Regions from separate parts of the Homo sapiens genome. Here regions 1 and 3 are each linked to region 2. A link is an interaction called in ENCODE POLR2A ChIA-PET data of the cell type or tissue named here. Cell type or tissue: MCF 10A. All regions are shown on one strand.

The links. ChIA-PET counts read pairs that join two places held together with the same protein. Peaks named below come from ENCODE experiments on the same cell type or tissue, not always from the same donor. Only the 100,000 strongest peaks of a DNase experiment are listed, where the experiment ranks them.
Region 1: POLR2A ChIA-PET joins it to region 2 with 5 read pairs; 1 of 35 experiments calls an interaction of 5 or more read pairs at or near these places.
Region 3: POLR2A ChIA-PET joins it to region 2 with 6 read pairs; 2 of 35 experiments call an interaction of 5 or more read pairs at or near these places.

The regions. Positions count from the first base shown.
Region 1 is chr5:78,521,274-78,529,273 of GRCh38, forward strand. The region is part of intron 3 of LHFPL2 (LHFPL tetraspan subfamily member 2); the gene reads right to left. Among named protein-coding and RNA genes, the nearest start is that of LHFPL2, 120 kb to the right of the region's middle. RefSeq lists a silencer at 293-587. In MCF 10A, no CTCF peak of the experiment used is centred here; DNase peaks (open chromatin) are centred at 4,988 and 5,938.
Region 2 is chr5:78,696,492-78,704,491 of GRCh38, forward strand. The region is part of intron 4 of LOC124900191 (a long non-coding RNA gene); the gene reads right to left. Among named protein-coding and RNA genes, the nearest start is that of LHFPL2, 52 kb to the left of the region's middle. RefSeq lists enhancers at 2,916-4,115, 3,447-3,591 and a cis regulatory region at 3,514-3,524. In MCF 10A, no CTCF peak of the experiment used is centred here; DNase peaks (open chromatin) are centred at 3,270 and 3,560.
Region 3 is chr5:78,917,774-78,925,773 of GRCh38, forward strand. All of the region lies in intron 4 of ARSB (arylsulfatase B), which reads right to left. Among named protein-coding and RNA genes, the nearest start is that of ARSB, 64 kb to the right of the region's middle. In MCF 10A, no CTCF peak of the experiment used is centred here; no DNase peak of the experiment used is centred here.

The DNA of each region.
Region 1 (8,000 bases), 180 kb before region 2:
TACAATTCTCTCATCAGTTATAAATGGCCCTAGAAGGCAGATTTACATCTATCCAGGGGCAATTTCTGATGAGTATTTTTATTAATGATCTAATAAAATGTCTTGTTTTGTTATCAACTAAATGATTCAAATGATGTTTTAAAATCTAATACTCCAACCCAATAGTCTGGTGATTAAGCTACTGAGATGACATTAATTTAAAGTGATTTGCAATTTTATTTGGCATTATCAACAACACCATGGATAGATTTAAATTTTTTTAAAAAAATTTTGCCTCCCATGCTGTTAAAGGCAATATTTTATAAGGTTCAGTAAAACTGAGCTGATTAGCATGATAATCACCAATAGCAAAGGTCAGGGGTGAGAGGTTCTGATAAGATAAATTACTTGGCAGTCAGCCACGCACATCCTAAATTGACAGGTGGGCTGAAAGCTTGGGTTGTGAGAATAAAGCTATGTCAACAACAAGAATGACCCAAACACGTCCACTTTCACTCCTCCTAATTTCCTGACTTTTGCTCCAATCTGCCATTTAGCAGAGATGGGCATTCATAAAAGGAAGTGCTGAACCATCTCAGGCCTTTGTGATATGGGCAGGAATGAAAATGCAGACCTTCTACGGCTGGCTATGCGGAGGAGAGCAATAACCCTATGCTGTGTGCAGATACGACCCCTACTCCCACCCCAGGAAACCAAGGGCCCAGGCTCTTAACAGACCTGATGGATTTCTGAGGTAATAGGTAAAGCTGCATCAATTCTGCAAAAATAATTTTTCCCAGAACCCAGAATATTTGCTTTTTCCTCTCTTCTCACCAAAACTCATGCTTCTTGAAAATAATACTCATTAAACATCAGCTAAAACTAAAGCACTTAAAAAGGAGTCACATTGGCCAGGCATGTTGGCTCACAGCTGTAATCTAGGGAGGCCCAGGCGGGTGGATCACCTGAGCTCAGGAGTTTGAGACCAGCCTGACCAACATGGCAAAACCCTGTCTCTACTAAAAAAAACAAAAATTTAGCCAGGCATGGTGGCGGGCACCTGTAGTCTCAGCTACTCAGGAGGCTGAGGCATGAGAATCACTTAAACCCAGGAGGCTGAGGTTGCAGTGAGCCGAGATCACGCATTGCGCTTCAGCCTGGGTGACAGAGTGAGACTCTTGTCTCAAAATAAAAAAAAAATTTTAAAAAGGAGTCTCTCACATTGCTGACCTCCCAAACCAAAGAATTCACGTTAATATACGTTTGCTGACACTTGTTTATCACTGTGATTACTAACAGCCAACTTTTATTGAACCAAGCACTGAAGTTCTAAAGTGGTAAGGCAATTCAGACACCTCTAGAACCAACCCTTGTTCACAACCAATTGTCCAAGGTTGAAGTACTGGACAATGGGGGTGGAGAGGGAAGGCAGGGAAGGAGACCTGAAGATACTCTTACTGCCCTCCGGAAACTTATTAACACTGGAATCAGGAAATACACAGATATAATAAAGACCTGAGCCACTGAAGACCATAACTAGGTCATTGAGAACTCAGTGCCCTGATGTGGGTAGGGCAGGACTGAGGGGTGAGAATCTTGAGAAAACCAAGATAAGGTTTTATCAGGGATATGATATCTGGGAAGTAAACAGACGGTTAATTCAAATGGGAGAGTTGTAGCTGAGGGGGGAGAAAAGGTTGACGTTTTTCTGCATCTGTTGTATAACCCCAGATGGTCGCATAAAAACACTTCTTAATAGAAGTCAAGAAGGGTGGACCATGCTGACACTGCTTATGTTCTCAGCAAGACAGAAGTGGCTGATAACCCTTTTCTGGCGTGTGCACGTGTGTGTGTCTGTGGTGTGTGTGTGTGTGTGTGTGTGTGTATTTCTGCAAGTAAAAATGGAAAATGAAGGGGCGAGTGATTTTTTAACCCAGGCATATCTGCTAGCTATATAGTATGATGAATTTCAAACAGAAGAATTAAAACTCACCTTATGTTCTCACAGCCCCTCGTACCCATTCGAATTCACTTTTTAACTCACAGGATTATTTGTGAACTTTTTATAATGGTTTACGAGGAACTAGAATGACCCTTAACTACTTTAAATATGTTAGGCACTCAGGAGACTTGGGAGCTCTCAGTGTACAGAAAGCCTGGGGTAGGATGGAGCTCCCCCACAGTGAGGGGGTAGAAGAAGGCGGGAGGACCAGAATGTACCCTGGGGATGCTATCTGCCTGAGACAGGCAAAGGGGGGAAATCTGCCAAAGAGACAGAGGACAAGAGACAACCTGCCACAGAGATAACCTGCCAAGGGCGAAGAATGAGGGGGGATGGTCCTAGAAGGCAAGGGCGAGGACAGAATGAGGGTGGCAATGGCCCACAGGGGCCAGTGGACGTCATTGACAGTCACAGCCTGAGAAACAAACATTTCCCCCTAAAAAGAAGTAATGAGTCCAGCAGGAACTGAAGTCAGTCTTGCCGTGGCCCGAGATACACTTCAAAATGTTGCGCGCTGCAGTTTCACTAGATTCTCAATTTCTCAACCCCAAACATTTAATTAAAAGAAAAAAGTCCCAAGCAGTACTTTATCTGAGGAGTCATTACAATAAACAGGCAGTTAGTACAAGGTCAAGATAAGGAAGAATGTGAACAATACAATGGTGTAGATGCTGTGGAGGGGCTGGGCAGGGGGCTGAGGGAAGGAAACGAGCCGGACAATGCACAGATGTCTATGTTTTCGCTGCCAGGAGTTCAGACAAACAGGAAGACCTTAAACTTCTCCAACTGGGAACACTCGGTTTTGCCTGATGAGCAGAGGGGCTGAGCACATGACTAGAACACAGAAACAGAAGGTTGTCATTAAGGCTACAAGACTCGCTCCACACAGAACCCACACCCAGCCTCCTTCTCAGGAAAACCCGGGCCTTGCTCACCTTGCGCCCAGGTTATGCTCCTCGGCCTCACAGCCTTTTCCCTTGGGCTGCTCAGTGAGGTTTTCGGGCACACTCACTCATGGGACCCAATAAGCCCAAGACACCAAGTTTCACAATTTTAGAATTTCCTACTGACATCTAGCAGAGAATTTATGTGTATACAGCTTCTAAGTGGGAACCAAAGAAAAAATGTCTGGCGTAATTATTCAAATGTCATGCTCTGTTCCAACAATAATATCACAATGGAGGTATAAGAATTGTTAGATATCCGGCCAGGCGCAGTGGCTCATGCCTGTAAACCTAGCACTTTGGGAGGCCAGGGCAGGCGGATCACTTGAGCCCAGGAGTTCAAGATCAGCCTGGACAAAATGGTGAAACCCCACCTCCACTAAAAATACAAAAATTAGCCAGGTGTGGTGGCGGGCGCCTGTAGCCCCAGCTGCTCAGGAGGCTGAGGCACAAGAATCGCTTGAACCCAGAAGGCAGAGTTTGCAGTGAGCCAAGATTGCACCACTGCACTCCAGTCTGGGGGACAGAATGTGACCCTGTTCTCAAAAAAAAAAAAAAAAAAAAATTGTTAGACATCCTCAGAATCTCAAAAGTTAGGAATCTCATGAAATGTTTTCTCTTTGGAAACAGTTACATATTTTTCTCCCTGTTGAGTATTTTTTAAATGTTTGAAACTATGCAAACAATAAATATTTCTTGAAATAATTAAAACTTCAGAACATTGTGTGGATATTTAATACTTGGTACTCCTTGAGTATTAAAGGTAAATGTTTCTAGATATAACAGGGTTTCTCAACTTCAGTACTTCTAACACTTGGGGCTGAATAATTCTTTGTTGCAGGGGCTGGTCCTATAAATTGAAGGATGGTTAGCAGCATTCCTAGCTTCTTCCCACTATATGCCAGTAGCGCGCTCTCAGTCGTGGCCAAAAACAATGTCTTTAGACACTGCTGAATGTTCCCAGGGGACAATCCTGCTCCAGAAGGTACTGCTGTGGTTTAGACCCAGGGACTGAGATGAGCGTCAAATGCTGACTATAGGACACACTGGCAGAATAAAGCAGGGCAATCACTAATCTCCCTATGCCTCAATTTCCCCAGCTATAAAATGAGGATATCTTATAGGGTAGAGATGAAGACTAAATGAGAGAATACATGTAAAGTGCTTTGCATAAAGCACTGTAATGCACAGAGTAAGCATTCAGTAAATGGTAGCAATGATAATGGTTAAAGAAAAGTCACAGATCCATAACCTTGGAAAAATGAATTGAGCAGGTCATTCATGGGGTCATTAATAAGAACGAATGCCCACACAGCTCACATCTAAGCAGTCTGTACAGGGCACAAAGGCTAGTGTGTTAGAAACACACGGCCACTTATTAACACTCACCTTGATAAAAATCAAGTTGTTTTCATCCCTTGGAGGATAAAGTGGGGAGTAAAGAGAATAAAGAGAAAAGAGATGAAATGCGAAAACGGATACAGACTAAGGAGAAATATCCTGACACAAAGAGGAAAAGGTAAAAGTGTGCACCTTCTAAAAACTGCTTGAAGACACAAGTTAAAATAAACATGCTGCGTTTGGGAATAGGATACCACAGTGAGAGCTGGTGAGTATCTAAATAGCTGAAAATGGCCACTGCAAGGTGCAGAGGACAGTTGTGATGGAGCTAAGAAGAAAAGTAATATGGCTCAACACCAAGGAAGTAGGAAAGTGTGAGCACGGTAGATAGAGCCTCCTCTCTGGTCAAGAGCTGCCTTCCAGCTTCTTCCTATCTGAGCCTGCTGAAGAAGGCAGCAGAGCCACCCCAGCCTCCCCAAGTCCAGTGCCAGGGGCTTCAAACCTGGGTCTCTCCCACTAGCTGTTCCCCGGCCCCTCAGTAGGAAACTGAACAAAGCCCCGCTCTCTGCCTCTTCTGCTGGCCTCTGTAGCCCTGGCCCCCGCCACCACTCTACAGAGCACTCCATTTTCTTGCCTCCCCACTCCTCCCCACACTCCAAGTTTGTGTGTCACATACAGGCTGGGTGTGGACGGACTCACTGGAACACAAATACTGTGAGTCAATCAGCACTCAAATCTCCTTGGGTTTAGAAATAGTCAGTGACTTTTTCCGGTAGCTGAAGTCTGAAATAAGCTGTTAAAAACAATCATCTTGACTTTCTATCTGACTCATAGCGAATGCAACATTAAATTGAAAACACCTCCTAATTAGCCACTCAGAAATACAACCAAGTCTTTGTGAGACAAAGCCTGGCAATATTTACTGAAATACTGTCTTTGCGGTCTTCTTCTGAACCCATGTTATACTTACATCCCAGTGATATGCAGTTATCTATTCTGTCATTCAAATGCACCAGATCGTTCCTTCCTCATCAAAGTAAATTAAATAACCCAGAATAGCAGTGGGCTTGTGCCTAGTGCTTAAGGCTGCACACTTTAACATTCAACAATGTGCCCCAACCATCTGTAATCTTCTGAGCCCAAGTTGGGTCCACACAAAAACCCAGTGGAGGCGAGTGATTTTTTACCATGATATGCTATTATTATGTTATTGTCAATTGAATGCACTTCAAAAACCAAATGAAGAAGACAAGACAGACCTCCATTCTTTCCTGAAGGCTACACAGCACCCTCCATGTGACCCCAACATCCAATCAAAGACATCACCATGGCGTCGCTTTCCCGGGGAATTTTCACAAGATAAAAACATCCATAGCCCAGCTTGGAAAAGAAAACTATTTGATGCCAATGTGGAAGGACCCAATAGGTAGTTGAGGTTAGAAATTTGAATAACAGGCAACAAATACAGAGTTGACTTAAAATACCCTAAACTATTCTGAGAAACTCCAGAAGGTTGAATGTTAAATTCGCTTTGTCAGAATTAATTTGGGAAATATTTGGTCCTGCTTGAAGGAGAACTCCAGTTCCCCGGCCAGCATTTTGTCAAGTCACCATTTCCATTGCTGGCTCATGTCAGTGAGCAGTGTGAGTGACTAAGTGTTCCTCTCCTGCCTCAGCTGGGAAGATTAACATGGGGCCAAACGCCTTGGAGACAGGAAAACAAACGAACCCAGTTACTATGTTTTTAACTCAGTTCTGTCTGGAAATCAGGAAGCAAGACTCTGAAGATCAAGCTTCGGGAAAGCTCTTAATGCTGATGAGGAGTTTTTTTTTTTTTTTTTTTTTTTCCAAAAGTTCAAATGAGAAGTCACTGAGAGCCTAGAAGTAAAGAAGGCTAATAAATGACAACCGCACTTGCAGATTGCCCCCTGGGTGGTACAGTCAACAGCCACTGCTCAGAATGACTTTTAACTCAAAAGGATCAGAAATTTGGACCAGCCTCCCATCTCGTTATTTCACCAGACCCTTTTGTGTTCACGAACTTTGTATATAAAGTCCTCTGACTGGAAACAGATCTAGAAGGCCAGTTTCACTGCACTTCTAATGAAGTCAAGGGACGAAGGATTTCAGATTTTACTTCACAAAGAAAAAAAAAAGATTGTGAAATTTTCAACTTGTAATATTACAACAGTTTCTAGTCCCAGCAAAAGACAGACTAAACAACATCATTCAGCTGGGAAAATTAGCTACCCATCTTGGTCCCCACCCTACCCCAAGCTTTATTTATTCAGATACATGGCATTTACTGAACTGCCTGGATAAGAACATGAAGTCAGCAACACCTCTCGTTCTGAATCCTGAGGAGTGTAAGCGATTAAGAGTAACATCCAATGGTCATTGATCTCTACTGTTTATTTCTCGTTTCTCAGTTCTGATAACCCTCCTTGATTTTCTGAACCTGGAGCTGCCAGCTATTTTCCATCTCTGAACCACCACTATCTGTCTAAAATTGGATCTCTCTTTGGCTTAACTGTGCTCCCAGTAACATAAAACAATACTGAAATGCTTAAACCAATGCATTTCTTGTGGGCACTTAGTCACAGAACTGTACCTGCTATGGGCTTCCAAGTTCTATTGTTCTAACTCAACTCTGCTGACACACTCTCCATTTTATGCTCTAAGACTCCTTTATCGCAGGGGTCCCCAACCCCCAGGCCACAAACCAGTACCGGTCTGTGGCCTGTTAGGAACTGGGCTGCACAGCAGGAGGTGAGTGGTGGCAAGCCAGAATTACCACCTGAGCTCTGCCTCTTGTCATATCAACAGTGGCATTAGATTCTCATAGGAGCACAAACCCTATTGTGAACTGTGTGTGCAAAGGATCTAGGTTGCATGCTCCTTATGAGAATCTAATACCTGATGATCTGAGATAGTTTCATCCTGAAACCATCCCACCCCATCATACATAGAAAAATTGTCTTCCACGAAACAGGTCCCTGGTGCCAAAAAGGTTGGGGACCGTTGCTCTATTGTATTCATGTTAACTCATTACCATGTTTGTACACTGGTTATAGAATGTGTTTCTGCAGCAATAACTAACAATGATGGTGCCATTTAGAGGCCCTACCAAAGCAGCAGGCACAGTTATGTATGTGTACCCACTAAATGCACCACCCCTTAACTCCCTCACAGCTGTCAGGTAGGTGCTATTATGTTTCACAAATAGGAAACTGAGGCAATGGCCATTTAAGTGTATCAATAAATATAGAGCATTCCCTTCAACACCCAAGACAGTCACAAGCATCCACATTCAAAAGATGTTAATAAATACCAACAACCAAGATACGTCTATTTTAACCAGCCTAATGCTAACAGATAAAAACAGCTTGTTTTTTGAAAGCCAAATGTTAATTGGCAGAGCCCTGTCAAAGGCAAGTATTTTCATACTTTAAAACTTTTCCCAGGTATGGTAGCTCATGCCTGTAATCCCACCACTTTGAGAGGCTGAGACGGGAGGACTGCTTGAGGCCAGGCGTTCAACAGCCTGGGCAACATAACAAGACCACGTCTCTGAAAAAAAAAAAAAGAAAAATTTAATTAGCCAGACATGGTGGCATGCGCCTGTAGTCCCAGCTACACAGGAGGCTGAGGTGGGAGGATCACTTGAGCCCAGGGGTTCAAGGCTGCAGTGAGCGATGATTGTGCCACTACACTCCAGCCTGAGCAACAGAGTG
Region 2 (8,000 bases):
TGTTGAGGGGATATTCTTGAGTCTGGAATTTACTTATTGGAAAAGAAGAGAAACAGAATTGTTATCAGCCATCTGGCTAGGGGGAAATTCAAATACAATAATAAAAGAAAGAGAGAGAAAACATCCAATTCAGTGGGCTGCTTTTGTCAGGAAATCTTATTAAACTGCTGCTCTGTGCTCAGTGTCCATGATAAAGAGCATCAAGGCAGCTTTGGACAGAGATTTAAAAGCAGGGGCAGATGAGGAAAGTCCAGCAGGTCAGGGTAAGGAAGAAACACTGTATTTGCTCCCCATACTGATGATCAGATTATAATGGGGAAGCTTGCTTCAGATAAGGCATGGTGACTCATAATTTTATCATTTTGAGAATGCAATATAAATAAATCCATACAATATGTGACCTTTCATGATTGGCTTTTTTTCACTCAGCATAATGCCTTTGAGGTCCATCCAAGTTTTTGCATGTATCAATAATTAAGCACAATAGCTTGTTTAACCATTCTCCTATTAAAAGACATTTTGGTTGTTTCCAGTTTGGGGCTACTACAAGTAAACCTGCAGTGAACATTATGTCAAGGTTTTGTATGGATATAAGTTTTAATTTATTTGGCATAAATTTCCAGGAGTGCAATGCTGGGATAGTAAGAATATGTTTAGCTATGTAGAAAACTGCCATCCTGGCTGGGCATGGTGGCTCATGCTTGGGGGTTCAGCACTTTGGGAGGCCGAGGCAGGCAGATCACTTTAGGTCAGGAGTTCAAGACCAGCCTGGCCATCATGGGGAAAACCCGTCTCTACTAAAAATAGAAAAATTAGCCAGGTGTGGTGGCGTGCGCCTGTAGTCCCAGCTACCTGGGAGCCAAGGCAGGAGAAGGGCTTGAACCCAGGAGGCAGAGGCTGCAGTGAGCCGAGATTATGCCACCGCACTCCAGCCTGGGCGACAGAGCAAGACTCCATCTCAAAAAAAAGAGAAACAAAATGAAAAGAAAACTGCCTTTCTATTTTTCAGAGTATCTGTGTCATTTACATCCCCACCAGCAATATATGAAAGGTCCACTGTCTCCACATTCTCACCAGCCTTTGGTATTGTTTTATTTCTTTTTTGAAAGATCAGAAACTTCCTGCTGCCTTCCATTTTTTCTCTTAAAAAAATCAGTATTATGTCTGTATATAAAACCTTATGTACAGGCTGGGCATGGTGGCTCACTCCTGTAATCCCAGCCCTTTGGGAGGCTGAGGCAGGTGGATTACTTGAGTTCAGGAGTTCAAGACCAGCCTGGTCAACATGGTGAAACCCCATCTCTACTTAAAAAAAAAATTAGCCAGGCATGGTGGTGAAGGCCTGTAATCCCAGCTACTTGGGAGGCTGAGGGAGGAGAATTGCTTGAACCTGGGAGGCAGAGGTTGCAGTGAGCGGAGATTGAGCCACTGCAATCCAGCCTGGGTCACAAAGCAAGACTCCATCTCAAAAAAAAAAAAAACCCACAAAAAAACCTATGTACATTTAAAGCATAATAGTAAAACAAACACCTGTTAACACACCATCCAATTTAAAAACTAAAGCATTACCAAACCTAATTCCACCCCTCTGCCTTTCCCACTAAGAAGGTAACCACGCTACTGACAGTGTAAACCAGTTCTCTGGGAAAAAACACTGATTTGCAGTTCTTGTCAACTTCCATGGTGTAAATAATCCCATGTGACTGATGTCAAGCTACCAACCTAAAGTAACTGAGTGCGGAGCTGGAAGAGATGTGTGTAGTCGGTTGTGGCAAGCCTGTACAAATCTGTTCCAGCACCACTGTTGCTAAACTTGGTATTTATCATTCCAAGAAAAAAATGCGCATGCACACACACACACACACACACACACACACACACAGTGATAGGCTGAACAATGAACCTGAGATGCCTACATTCTAATCCCTGGAACCTGGAAATGTTACAGTGAATGGCAAAGACTTGGCAGATATGATTCAGTTAAGGCTCTTGAGCTGGGGAGATGATCCTGGATTATCCAGTTGGGCCCTAAATACAATCACAAGTGTCCTAATGAATTGAGGCAGAGGGAGGATCGACTACAGAAGAGAAGGCCATGTGACCACAAAGCAGACACTGGAGGGATATGGCCAAGGAATGCTGGCAGCCACAAGAAACTGGAAGAGGCAAGGAACACATTCTTCCCCAGGGCCTCTGGAGGAAGCACAGTGCTGCCAAGGCCTTGATTTTTAGCCCAGTGAAATGGATTTCAGACTTCTGGCCTACAGAACTGTGAGAGCATAATATAATAATCTGTTGCTTTAAACCACCAAGTTTGTGGTAATTTGTTACAGCAGTGACAGGAAACTAATACACACACACACACACACACACACACACACACAGTGTTTTCTACAAATTACCAAAATATCTATAATATTCACGTAGCTAGATTTTATCTTTATACAATTGCTATGTTCTTATCCAGAGAGATTCCAGGACTTGAGTTTTTTTCACTCAGCATTGTTTCTAAGATTTATTCATTTTACTTCATGTAGCTGTAATTCCTTTATTTTCACTATTGGTTAATATATTCCATCATGGCCGGGTGTGGTGGCTCACACCTGTAATCCCAGCACTTTGGGAGGCTGAGGTGGGTGGATCACGAGGTCAGGAGATCGAGACCATCCTGGATAACACAGTGAAACCCCATCTCTACTAAAAATATAAAACATTAGCTGGTCATGGTGGTGGGCACTTGTAGTTCCAGCTACTTGAGAGGCTGAGGCAGGAGAATTGCTTGAACCCGGGAGGCAGAGCTTGCAGTGAGCTGAGATTGTGCCACTGCACTCTAGCCTGGGCGACAGAGTGAGACTGCGACTCAAAAAATAAATAAATAAATTATATATATATATATATATAAAATCATGTATTACTTATCCATTCTCGGTAGGATTTAGGTAGTCTCCTTTATCAGATTAAAGAAGACTGGTTTTTCCCCTGAACTGAGATGATACCCAGGATATTACATTTGCTTTATTCTTTCAATCAAAGATTGGGTGAGGTAACAATTGTGGGAGGTAACAAGTTGCATTGAATGTTATAAGATTCCAGGATTCCAAATACTCCACCGAGAGTACATGTGAGTCATCTTACAGATAAGGAGAGTGGGGTAAGGTACATTAGGGTGTGATGTGGGCAGGGTCTCTCCTCATCAGCCTGGAAATGTGCTCACCCACAGGAGAGAGACCGCCTGCTCCCTGCCACACCCACACCCAGCACACAAACAGTACCCAGAAGGCACGCAATCAGTGAGGAAAGAGTTGGGGCCACTCTGGTTGAGGAAGAGCTGGATGAGGGTGGAAGGCTGGCCTGAGACACAGTGACTCACCAATGTGAGGATGGCCCATTAGATGCAACTCAAGAACAAGATGGTTTCAAAAAAGATGTCTGGCTTCTAGCTGGACAAAAGACCCTTGTTTCCCTGAATATCCAGAAAGATAAAAGGCATAAATGAATCGGAATTAACCACGGATGACTCAGCCTCAGGTCACATGGGTGAGTGTTCATGAGACATTTTTCTCCTTCTGCTTTGGAAGGTTTGCCTGGGGCAGTCTTGCTCGACTGGTAGGTGAATCAGCTTGCAAGCCTGAGTGTCATCACAGCTCTCACTGTTCAGCCTCCTATTTATTTACCCCTTACCACATAGGTGAGCTCCTTCCTCAGTTTCACTAAAATTATCCCTTCCTGTGAGAATCGCAGAATTTATGGATGGTTTCAGGGGGACATGGAAGGTATATCTCATTTTGCTCCATAGCCCAAGCAAATGAAAACCCAATTTTTCAAATTAACCCTCTCTCAAGTTTTACCTCGGAATTGCTGAGTCAAAGAGCAGGAACATCTCTGATTTTGGTATACTCCCTTGGAGCACCATCATAGTCAGCCCATGAAATCAAAAGTGCTTTATATGGCAGAGCACCTCCTTACTCCACCAGAGGCAGGGCCACCGACAAGAGTGGCCTTAAGTAAGGGAAGACACAGCCGGGCAGGTACGCCTGGCAGGCTTCAAGTGGGCCACAGCGGATACCTTAGACATGTCCTGGGCAAAGGCTTCCTTATGCCCATCCCATGGCACCGTCTCTGGGGCTGGGAAGCTGGCAGACTTGACCCCTCCCCATCAGCCTTCCCACACATTTATAGGCACCTCTCAACTGTTCAACATATGGTCCTCTAGCCTGGGGATGACTTACATTTTTTTTCCTTCATTTTTTTCTACTGTTTGCCCTTTGGCCACCTAATTTGTCATATGATTGACTCCAGAGACTGGGTGAAAATCCGATGGATGATATGTGATCAAGAAAGATAAAAGGATAAGATAGCCCTAGCTACCCACATTATCTCTGGCCCTTATCATTTAGAGACAATCTTTATTTTTTTGAGATGGAGTCTCACTCTGTCACCCAGGCTGGAGTGCAGTGGCACCATCTCGGCTCACTGCAGCCTCCGTCTCCTGGGTTCAAGTGATTTTCCTGCCTCAGCCTCCCAAGTAGCTGGGATTACAGGCACATGCCACCATGCCCAGCTAATTTTTGTATTTTTAGTAGAGATAGGGTTTCACCATGTTGCCCAAACTAGTCTCAAACTCCTGACCTTAGGTGATCCACCTGCCTCAGCCTCCCAAAGTGCTGGGATTACAGGCATGAGCCACTGCGCCCAGCCTAGAGACAATTTTGAATGGCCTATATGCTACAACTTCCTGTTCATGAGTTCTTCAGCAGCTTTACTCTCCAGAGCCTGGGGAGGAATTCCACCTAGCTAGAGCACATCAAGACTATATTAAGGTCTCCTGATTTTCTTTTTAATTTTTAAAAATTTTTCTATTTTTTTGAGATGGAGTATCACTCTGTCACCCAGGCTGGAGTGCGGTGGTACAATCTTGGTTCACTGCAACCTCCACCTCCCTGGTTCAAGCAATTCTCCTGCCTCAGCCTCCCGAGTAGCTGGGATTACAGGCACTCACCACCACACCCATCTAATTTTCGCATTTTTAGTGGAGACGGGGTTTCCCCATGTTGACCAGGCTGGTCTCAAACTTCTGACCTCAAGTGATCTGCCCACCTCAGCCTCCCAAAATACTGGGATTACAGGCGTGAGCCACCGTACCCAGCCAGGTATCCTGATTTTCTATCCAAAGTTCTCTTTCTGTTACACCATATCCTATTTTTTAGAGTTGAAATTAAAGACATACTTGTCATCAGCGGTTCAGTAGGGCATTTAGCAGGTCAATCTCCTAGCTCTTATTGTCATGAATAGGCAGATGATAACTCTGAAGGTCTTTGCCAATAGCTGTTAGCAGTCTTTATTTCCATAATCATAGACTGAGACAATAAACTCACTTGCAAGGCAATGTCTAATACCTTTAGTAACAACACTAAGATTGGGTACATCGCCAAGAGCTCCCAACATTTCTAGATCTATTCAAAATCAATGGCTTTCTTTGCAAAGCACAAAGGCAAACACCAAACCATCCAAAATCAATACAGAAGAGTGATAGATAGGGAAATAGGACTGGGTAGCACAAAGGATAAAGAAATAACAAAGCCAAAGGTTATGGAGTGATTGCTTTCTAATTTGTCTTTATAAAAAGAAAAAAGAATCAAATGAGAAATTGGCAAGTTACTGAGTGAAAATGTCAGAAACGTTTTATATTCTAGGGTTTTGCCACATACTGTCTTGCACAATGTTAAAGGAAGTGAAGTTGAAATTGAGAATATTTTCACAAGTCTGAGCCAGCCAGGAAGCCAGGGGAAAATACTCTTAAATTTGGGAAAATTACAGGCCTGCTATTTGACATTAGTTGGAGAAAAACATCAAACCTCAGAACTTATTCTGAGAACCTGAACAAGAGACGTACTTTAAGAAGCCCTGTGCCTTGTCCAGGGGAGCGTAGATCCCCCTAGGACTTAGAAACACTATTGGTAAAGGCCTTTAAGGAAGCCTCCAATGAGGGGAAATGGATAAAGGGGGCTCAGATTTCCTTTTTTTTTCTTTTTCTTTTTTTTTTTTTTGAGACAGGGTCTTGCACTGTCGCCCATGCTAGAGTGCAGTGGTATGATCTCAGCTCACTGCAGCCTTGATGGCCTGGGTTCAAGCAATCCTCCTGCCTCAGCCTCCCAAGTAATTGGGACTACAGGTGCACATCACCATGTGCAGCTAATTTTGTTTATTTTTTGTAGAGATGAGGTCTCACTATGTTGCCCAGGCTGGTCTTGAACTCCTGGACACAAGAGATCCTCCTGCCTCAGCCTTCCAAAGTGCTGGGATTGCAGGAGTAAGCCACTGTGCTGGGCCAGGGGCTCACATTTCTACTAAACCATCTTCTGAATGTGCAGAGAACAATGGCATAGAGAACCTGACCCTAAGGACTGGGGCTGGGGAAGAACACATAAGCGAGGTTGGAGAGCCAGGTCTCCCCCTTAGGCATGGGCCCAGAACCACGGTGAAATTAAAAATAAACAAACTTGCCATTTTGAAAAAGAAAAGTGATCAGGGCATAAGCCTTACCAGATAATAAAACATATTATCAAAATATAATAAGAAAAACTGTGTGGTATTTATATATTAATACAAATAGTCATCAAGCACAATGAAACAGCCTAAACATTTTTCACTCTGTTGCCCAGGATGGCTTGATGTGATCCTCCTGCCTCAGAAATGCCATTTCTGAATATAAAACAGAAAATTCAGTATAGAGTCAGCTGGCTTTCAAATCAGTAGGGAAAAATTATCATTTTAAAAATTATATTGAGACAACTGGGTAACCATCCAAACAAAATAAATTCTAGATAGTTGAAACTGTAAAAGAACCATACAATTACTAGAAGAAACAAAGGACACTTTTATTTTTTGTAATCTAGTAGTATAGAGATATAAGACTCAGAAACTATAAAAGACAAGACTGACAAACTTGTCTTTTATGAACATGAAAAGAAAAAATTTCTGCATGGCAACCCCTCTGCATAAGCAGAATCAGAAGAAAAGGCACTGGGAAAAAATGTGCAGTTCAAAATAGAAATAAAGGAGAAAATCCTTTAATGTATAAAGAGCTCCTACAAATCATTAAGAAAAAGACCAATAACCCATGATCACCCTTATACAAAATATAAGAAATACAAATTAAAACTATCATAATAATATAATAAAATATAATTAAGTACTATCTTCTCTTGTTAAACTGGCACAGATGAAAAATCAGATAGGGGCTCCAGAGACAGGTACTGTGTTATTGTTAGTAGAAGTGTGAATATATCCAACTTTCTGGAAGGCAGTTTGGAAAACACCTATCCAAATTATAATTGCACCATCACTTAGGTCCAGAAATTTCACTGTTAGGAATGTAATGTACAGATACTCTTGCACACATGTGAAATAAACTATGTATAAGGGTGTTCTTTATCCCACTATTTATTAATAGGAAAGATTGAACAACTAACTGTGTGAATGGAGTGGTGGTTAAATAAATTTTATTACAGGCTTGGTGGCCCACACCTGTAAGCCCAGCACTTTGGGAGGCCAAGGCAGAAGGATGGCCTCAGGCCAGCCTGGGCAACAGAGCGAAGAATGTTCAGAATTCTAGGCCTGGGTTTGATTCCAGCTCTGCCACTTACTAGCTTGATATCCTGAATGATTATTTAATTTCTCTGAGCCTCTTATTTCTCATCTGTAAAATGGGAATAATAATATGACCTACTACATATGAGTATTGGGAGGATTAAGTGACATAATCCATGTGAAGATCTTAGTCTTGCTCAGAAAATATTGGTTTTCTTTCTTTTCCACCTCTTTATTAAGGAATCACTGGTGTTGTTCGCTACTGAAAGTAAATATAATTAAATTATAAATTATAAAGTAAATATAATCAAATCATGACTGGGAGCCAAGTGTGGTGGCTCACACCTGTAATCCCAGCACTTTGGGAGGCCAAGGCAAGTGGATCACTTGAGGCCAGGAGTTTGAGACCA
Region 3 (8,000 bases), 220 kb after region 2:
AAGTGCTGGGATTACAGGAGTGAGCCACTGTGCCCAGCCTGCAGTTATGTTTAAAGGTGGAATATTAAACCACAGGTTCAAGGGGGAATCAAGGAAGACTAGATATACTTCAATCAAATTTGGCCACCATCAGTTAATTTCTTAGAAACTTATAAGAGAACAGACCAAGAGACAGACACAACTCAAACAGTCACCACACTTCCTTACGCTGGCTCATCAGCATCATGAGACAGGCTTTCAACCCTAAAGACAATTCATTCTAGTTTTTAACTATAAATTTGACTGAGGTGTAGAAAATAGATGTATTAGTAAATAGGCTTATTGTTTCTCTTAGGAATTGTATTGTCTTCTAAATACAGCAACTAAATATTTGACATGTAATTTTATAGTTAATATATCTGCACATTAGGGATTTCTGATGGCACTATTACATACATATTAAAACCACTACTCTTAATGCTTCTGTTAGCTGAAGTCAGAAGCTTTAGGAAGGCAACACATTGTGAGGTTTTTTTATTAAGTTATTTTCTACGTGGAATTAAACTTTATAGAAACTTTTCAGGGATGTTTTAATTCAGTTCATTGCAGACTGTATCAAATTTTATTTCAAGGGACTTTCTTACACTGAAAAAAATAAATTCCTTATTTTAGAATAGTTTTAGATATACAGAAATGTTGCAGAAAGTTTCCATATGCCCCAAGCCCAGTTTTCTCTATTGCTAACAACTGACATTAGTCTCATAAATTTTAAGTGGCAAAAATCTCAATATCATGTGCACACACACACACACACACATGCATGCACAAATACACATCTAAAGAACTTTCAACCCAACATGGTATTTCTGAAACTTAGAAACTTTCAAGACCTCTTCTTAATGCCTGATTTTCTAAAATGTTAGAATAACAGTGATTTATTAAATTAAGTAACTCTTCTTCAGACATTTTTAGAGTCAAAGCAATTTTTATCAAAAGGTCACTACCAAATAATTAGCTAATTAGCAAGAACATTTTTTTCTCAGTTCAAAAAGTAATTAGAAATTATAACCATGAAGGGGTGCTAATTGGGTTTTCACAGAAGCATTAAGTGCCTGAACATTTTTTTCATTTGTTTCACCCCTCTGCCGATGAAAGTTACCGTGATTAATCCTTTCTCTTCTGCATGACAACAGCAACATAAAATGCTGCAGTTGAGTACTGGTAATAGAGGATAAGGAACAGAGTCAATTAAGATTTGGGATTTTCCATAAGTGTGAGATTTCCTATTGATTGGCTACAATTTCAATACAGGAAGCTAGGAACCCCACTCTCCAATCTGAGAGAAGAAGGTGGAGTTGCAGAGAGAATGGAGCTCAATATTCCCTCGTGGGCTCACCTGCTGTGACTTTATACAGCATGTTAGCTGATGTTCCGGTGAACCTGTGACCCACACTGGAGAATGATCATGACAGGGCAAGCTGTGGGGACCACATAGTCCTTATTCCATTAATGTCTGCTTACCACAAACATCAGCGCACTTGCAACATCCCCGTGGTTCTTGAATGTGGAGAAGCTGCCAGTGCCAGTAGCTAGCCTGGGATTGGACTTCAGGCAGAGTTCATGTATGATCCAAATACCCAAGTTTGGTCAAGTTTGATTCACTTTTGTGTGCTTAGTGTGCAGCCCTGCATTGAGGAACCACTGAGAGAGTTACTTATTTATTCATTTATTCATTTATTTATTTATTTATTTATTTTTGAGAGGGAGTCTCGCTCTGTCACCCAGGCTGGAGTGCAGTGGCACGATCTTGGCTCATTGCAACCTCCGCCTCCCGGATTCAAGTGATTCTCCAGCCTCAGCCTCCTGAGTAGCTGGGATTACAGGTGTGTGCCACCACACCCGGATAATTTTTGTATTTTTAGTAGAGACGGGGATTCACCATGTTGGTCAGGCTGGTCTCGAACTCCTGACCTCATGATCTGCCCGCCTCGGCCTCCCAAAGTACAGGAGTGAGCTGGGTTTACAGGAGTGAGCCACCGCACCCTGCTGAGAGAATAATTTTCTAATAGATGAAGAAGTAAAGCGTTCACTTACCCTAAAAGAACTGCAGAGATTTTGAGTGATACATACCTCTAGAAGCCCAGGAATCAAGGGCTTTCCAATAAGGCAAACACAAAGCTCTCATCTGAATTCAGAGCACTGGCTGGTTTGCACAGAGCACTGGCTGCTAAGTGCCCAGACTCCTGTTTGGCAAGCCAGTGTCCTAGGGAGCATGAATGCATTTTCAGGGAAAAAAAGGCCAGCTTCACATCCAAACCCCCAAGAGATAGGAGGAGGGAATTTGGACAGAGGAGCCACCTGTTACAAATGAATTCCAGAAAGGGTAACAAGTGTGTTCTCTGAGAAAAGAAATTGGGTGGCTGGAGGGAGGCAGACTTACTTTTCATTCAGATGCTCTTGTCATTTTAAAATTTTGTACTTTGTGCACTGTTGGTTCAAAAATAAAATAGGCTGGATGCGGTGGCTCACACCTGTAATCCCAGCACTTTGGGAGGCCAAGGTGGGAGGATCGCTTGAACCCAGGAGTTTGAGACCAGCCTGAGCAACATAGCAAGACTGTCTCTAATAAAAAATAAAATAAATTATTATTTAAAAGTGAACTCTGGATGAAGTCATTTATCTGGAATAAGACTACTGTGCAGTCATCTGAGCAACACTTCAAACAGGAGACAGGATGGAAGTCAGGGGTAGAAAGATACACTGTGAGACTTAGGTCTTAGTGGTCCTCTACCCTGCTAGCCACAGGCCATACCTGCGGCGGGTTATCAGAACCCTCAGAAGGCAATAAGGCTGGGACAGCAGTGGGGGACACACCTCCACCACAGGGGATGGGGTGAGCATCCCTCGGCACCTGGACTCTTGTCCCCATAGAGCTCTGCACATCTGGTGATCTGACTCCTAAAACCATTCCTCTGTGCTTCAGCTCCTCATAGATCACCATCAGAAGTCCTTACAGCCAGAACCTCTGGCTCACATTGAGATCTGGCTCTCCCCAGAGGACAACTGCTTCCTCTGCAGCCTTGTTGCTTGTTACTGCACTTCCTAACTTTTTCCCACCCTCCTTTCTAACTGCTGCCCCGCCAGGTTAGAAGCCCATGCTATCAGACTATACTACTTGATTACAGGGATTTACAAACTCCTGGATCAGACCTGCCAGGAGTTTGTAGATTCTCTTTTGAAGATTTTAAGACCTAACATCCTATCAGTCTCTCCACTCTCTCATAAACCTTGATGAATTCAAAGCTGACACAGATGATCTTTCCCAAAACCTGGACGCTCAATGACCTGTCCTTTTCTCCTTCCATGATCTAAATTTCCACTCTGCTAAAGAAACTCAATCCCAGAGTTGTATCCTAGATCTTAAGATTATAAATATTTGCAAACCCTCCACAATCTCAGTTTCAAGTCTCACTCTCCAATGACCACCAACCATCTTCCAGCTCACTTCCTTTAGAGCTGAGCTGTTCAAAACAATACCCACTGGGCACATGCGGCTAGAAATGTGGCTAGTCTGAATTGAGGTGTTCTGTAAGTATAAAATACACAACAGACTGTGCGTGTGTGTGTGTGTATACACACACATATATGTGTATGTACATACATATGTATGTGTATATATGTGTGTGTAAAAGACTGTAAAACATCTCATCAATAACTTTTTATATTGATTATAAACTGAAATAATATTTTGGATATACGGAATATCTAATTACTAAAATTAATTTCACGTGTTTCTTTTTAGTTTTTTAATGTGGCTATTTAAAATTACATATGTGGAGAAGATTAAAATCATATCATGTATCTTTTCTGACCACAATGCTTTGAAACCAGAAATCAGTAACAGAAGAGATCTGGAAAATTCACAAATACAGTATGTGGAAATTATACAACATGCTCTTGAATAACCAATGGGTTAAAGAAGAAATCAAAAGGGAAGTCAAAAATATCTTGAGACATATCACTTAAATGTCTCCTTCATATCACTAAAAGAGGCATTGAAGAGGGTAGGAAAGACAGTCACGAATTGCTGCCATGCCTCACACATCTCCCCAGTAGCAGCTGCGTGGCACAGAGACAGAATCTGTGTTCTTGGGGGAAGGAAGGTGTAGCGATTGTGGGACTGTGCACTGGAACTCAGTGCTGCCCTAAAACAGTGGAAAGCAACACCGGCAGAATTCAGCTGGCACCCGTGGAGGGAGCATTTAGACCAGCCCTGGCCAGAGGGGATCAACAATCCCAGTGGTTGGAATCGAAGTTCCAGCAAGGCTCACCACCATGGGCTCAAGTGCTCTGGGATTCTAAATAAACTTTAAGGTAGTCCAGGGTACAAGGACTGCAATTTCTAGGCAAATCCTAATACCATGCTGGGCTTAGAGCCAGTGGATTTGGTGGGGGGGGAGGAGGGGGCACGTGACCTACTGAGACACCAGCTAGGATGGCCAAGGGAGTGCAGCTCGCAGCCCTGGGAAAGACTACTTCTTTCCACTCAAGAAGAGGAGAGGGATGACTAAAGAGGCCTCTGTCTAACAACTTGGATACCAGCTCAGCCACAGCAGGATAGGGCACCAGACAGAGTCCTGAGGTCCCCATTCCAGGCCCTACCTCCTGGAGGACATGTCTAGATATATCCTGGGCCAGAAGGGAGCCCACTACCTTGAAGGGAAGAACCCAGTCCTGGCAGCATTCATCACCTGCTAACTTAAGAGCCCTTGGGCTCTGAATAGTCAGCAGCAATACCCAGGCAGTACTTGCAGTAGGCCTTGAACGGGATTCAGAGCCAGGCTGGCTTCAGGTGTGACCCAGCACATTCCCAGCTGTGGTGCCTATAAGGAGGGATGTCTTCTGCTTGAGAAAAGGAGAGGGAATTGTAAAGCGGACTTTTGTCTTGCAGCTTAAGCATCAGCTCAGCCACAGTGAGGTAAAGTACCAAGCTGACTCTTGATATCCCTGATTCCAGGCCTTGGTTCTTAGCATTTCTGGAGCTGCCCCTGGGCAGTGACGGGGTTTCACCATGTTGACCAGGATGGTCTTGATCTCCTGACCTCGTGATCCTCCCGCCTCGGCCTCCCAAAGTGCTGGGATTACAGGCATGAACCACCGCACCTGGACTATAATAACAGATTCTTAATCTTTCAAGCTCCAACCTGCTGTGAGTTGGTCAGGACAAGGGAGTCAGTATGAACATGTGACTATAAGGAAACGCTTTTTGAAATTATCTTTGCTTGGACCAAAGGCAGAAGTTTGCATGTAGGTAGTTTATGTTGGAAGTGATCCCAGAGAGCAGGAGGGAAAGGCTGGGAGAGCCAAACAGGGAGGGAGGGAAAAAGCAACACCTGGATGTGTTATCAAGTTGGCTGACCACCGCCACAGGTGGCTCATGCTCCATCTCACTGGGACCCTTTGAGAATTCCAATAAGATTCATCTCACAGCTGGGGGATCCATGGGGGAAACATCCATCCACTGGTTCCCAATGAGTAAGTGTGGCCCCATGGGCACTGACTCCCAGCACACCTGGGTTATGCACATGTGAGCCCCTCAGTGTCAGAAAACATGGGCTCAGGGCAAGGCACTGTGATTGCCCCTGTGAGAAACTCACGAAAGCCTGCTCTGACCTGGTCACCATAGCAGCAGCTGGAACAAAATATGGTGCTTCAAGCATCTGCAGTGATGCATAGACGCGTCTACAAGAGACACTGTCTTAGTAAGTGTGGTTTCTAAATGACAGCCTGGAGCTGAAGGATGCAATTGTGGCTTTTGCTTTAACTATGGATCACAGTCCCTTAAGCTCACGTCGTCATCTGAAAAACAGAGAATAACATACCTACCTCACATTCTGGAAAAGACTTAAAACTAAAATGCTGCCATTCAATAGTTTTAAGAATTTCAGTAAGATTTAAAGACAGCAATTGGCTATTGAGTCATTAGCTCCTGCTTGCCCCAATCCTACCCAGTTGCAAATTCTGAGGACTTCAGTGAATAGGTTCAGCTCTGCTCAGGCCCTAGAGACTGACAGCTTCATGTTGAGTCTACAGTTTTCTCTGCTACCCTACAGTATTATGTGTGGGCATCTGCCTGCTTTCCAAATGTACATTCCAGTTTCCTGAAAGCGAGGTTCCAAGGCCTGCCCAGCCCTTATGAACCTCCTTTTCCAGGGGGTGCTGGGCTCTGTCCACATAGCATGGCTGAATATGATCCTGCTTCTTCCTGGACCTACGGAACCTAAACATGGATATAATATTTGTAATTGCCCAGAGATTACTGCTGCAGTATCCTCACCAACCAGTGCAAAATGGCAAAAGCCCAGATAGTGATGATGATGAAGATAATAATAATAGCTGTATTTATTAAATTCCTGCTTATGCCAGGCCTGGTGCTAGGTGCTTTATGTGAATTCTCTCATTTAATCCTCACAATAGTCCGCTGAGCAAGCTTTATCCCTATTTTGCAGATAACAAAACAGATGCTCAGAAAAGTAATTTATCCATATCACCAAATTAGTAAGTGGTAGAATGAGGGCCTGAGCCTCAGGTCTGTACAATTACAGAGCCTCTATTCCGATTTAATCATTGTGCTACACAGTCTCTCCAAGATGGGTCCTAAACCTGCCATGTCTACTTGGCCGTGATAAGTCAGACTCCTTGTCAATTTTCTGGAGCCTGTCCTATAGCCAGCTCAGCCTCCTATCTATGGCTTTGCCCAGCCTTGGCTTCCCACCTTCTCCCTGTTCCCAACATGCCAAGTTGAGTCTACTATTAACAATATTTTCCAAGGAATTGACTGGACCTGGAATCTTTTTGGTACATTTCCGTATCAGTCATTTGACTTGAGCAGTCTTTGAAATCAAAAAGTGATATAAAGTCCTCATGTATTCTTTGAGTTACGATTAAATCTAGGTTTATTACCAAGTTCCTACGATGAGCAATATATGCCCAAAGCTAAGACTAGTAAGAGAGCAAGGAGAATGTGCTTCAGGGAATAGACTGAATTGGGGTTGAGATAATGACATGTAACTTTAAAAGCAAAGCATTGTCCTGAAACACCAACAATTAAAATCATTTTTCTTTTCCAAAATGTGTCTCTTACTCTCTACACACTGTATATATACATGACAGGGAGAAAGATCCACCGACCATTATTTTCACACCTGCAAACATATTCTCAAAGTTCCATATGTTTTTCAAGGCCTCAATGCTTAAGAAAATACACCTTGGCTGACTGGTTGCATATCTCCAAGGAAGAGGCTGTTTATGTCTGCTCCTGTCTGAATCTTGAGACTTGGAACACCTTATTATCATGACCCATAATTTCTTCCTCATTTACAGTTCTCAGCAGGATCTCCAGTTGATGGCTACACAGACCGTGCCCTAATCCATAGGAACACAGTTTCTGCATTCAATGTAAAAAGTGATCTTGCTTAAGTCCCAAAATCAATTAGTGCTTCAAGACTTGGGAAAATATTATCAACAAAGGAATAGCCACCCAAGGAAAAAAGCAAATAAATCCCTGCAGAGAAAATAAATGCCATTCATTTCCAGTCATATACAGCAATAAAACTGATTAAATTCCTCACAAATATAAGCTGACAAAGCAGTGGGAATGTGATAATGAAGGTCTCATAGCTTCACAGGGACTTTGCCTCCGAGAAGCTAGCAAGGATGCCTAAATCCTTTTTATTACTATTGGGAGGAAAGAAGTAGCAAGATTGAGAATTCTTTACCTCTGTTACAGTTCTATAAATTTTTATAAATAACTGTATTACTAAGCAAAGCACAGGGTAGAATTTAAGAAAAAGGAATGCCCCTAAAAATGAGATATACCTCCCCACTTTTCAGAACAGTATGTTCTGTCGTAAACAAGACACTTTACTATTCACATAGCCATGTGATACTATGATTGCAGCACCTGAAATGGAAAGTAAAAGATCTAAATTTTCAAACCATTTCTGGCACTGGTCCCCTGT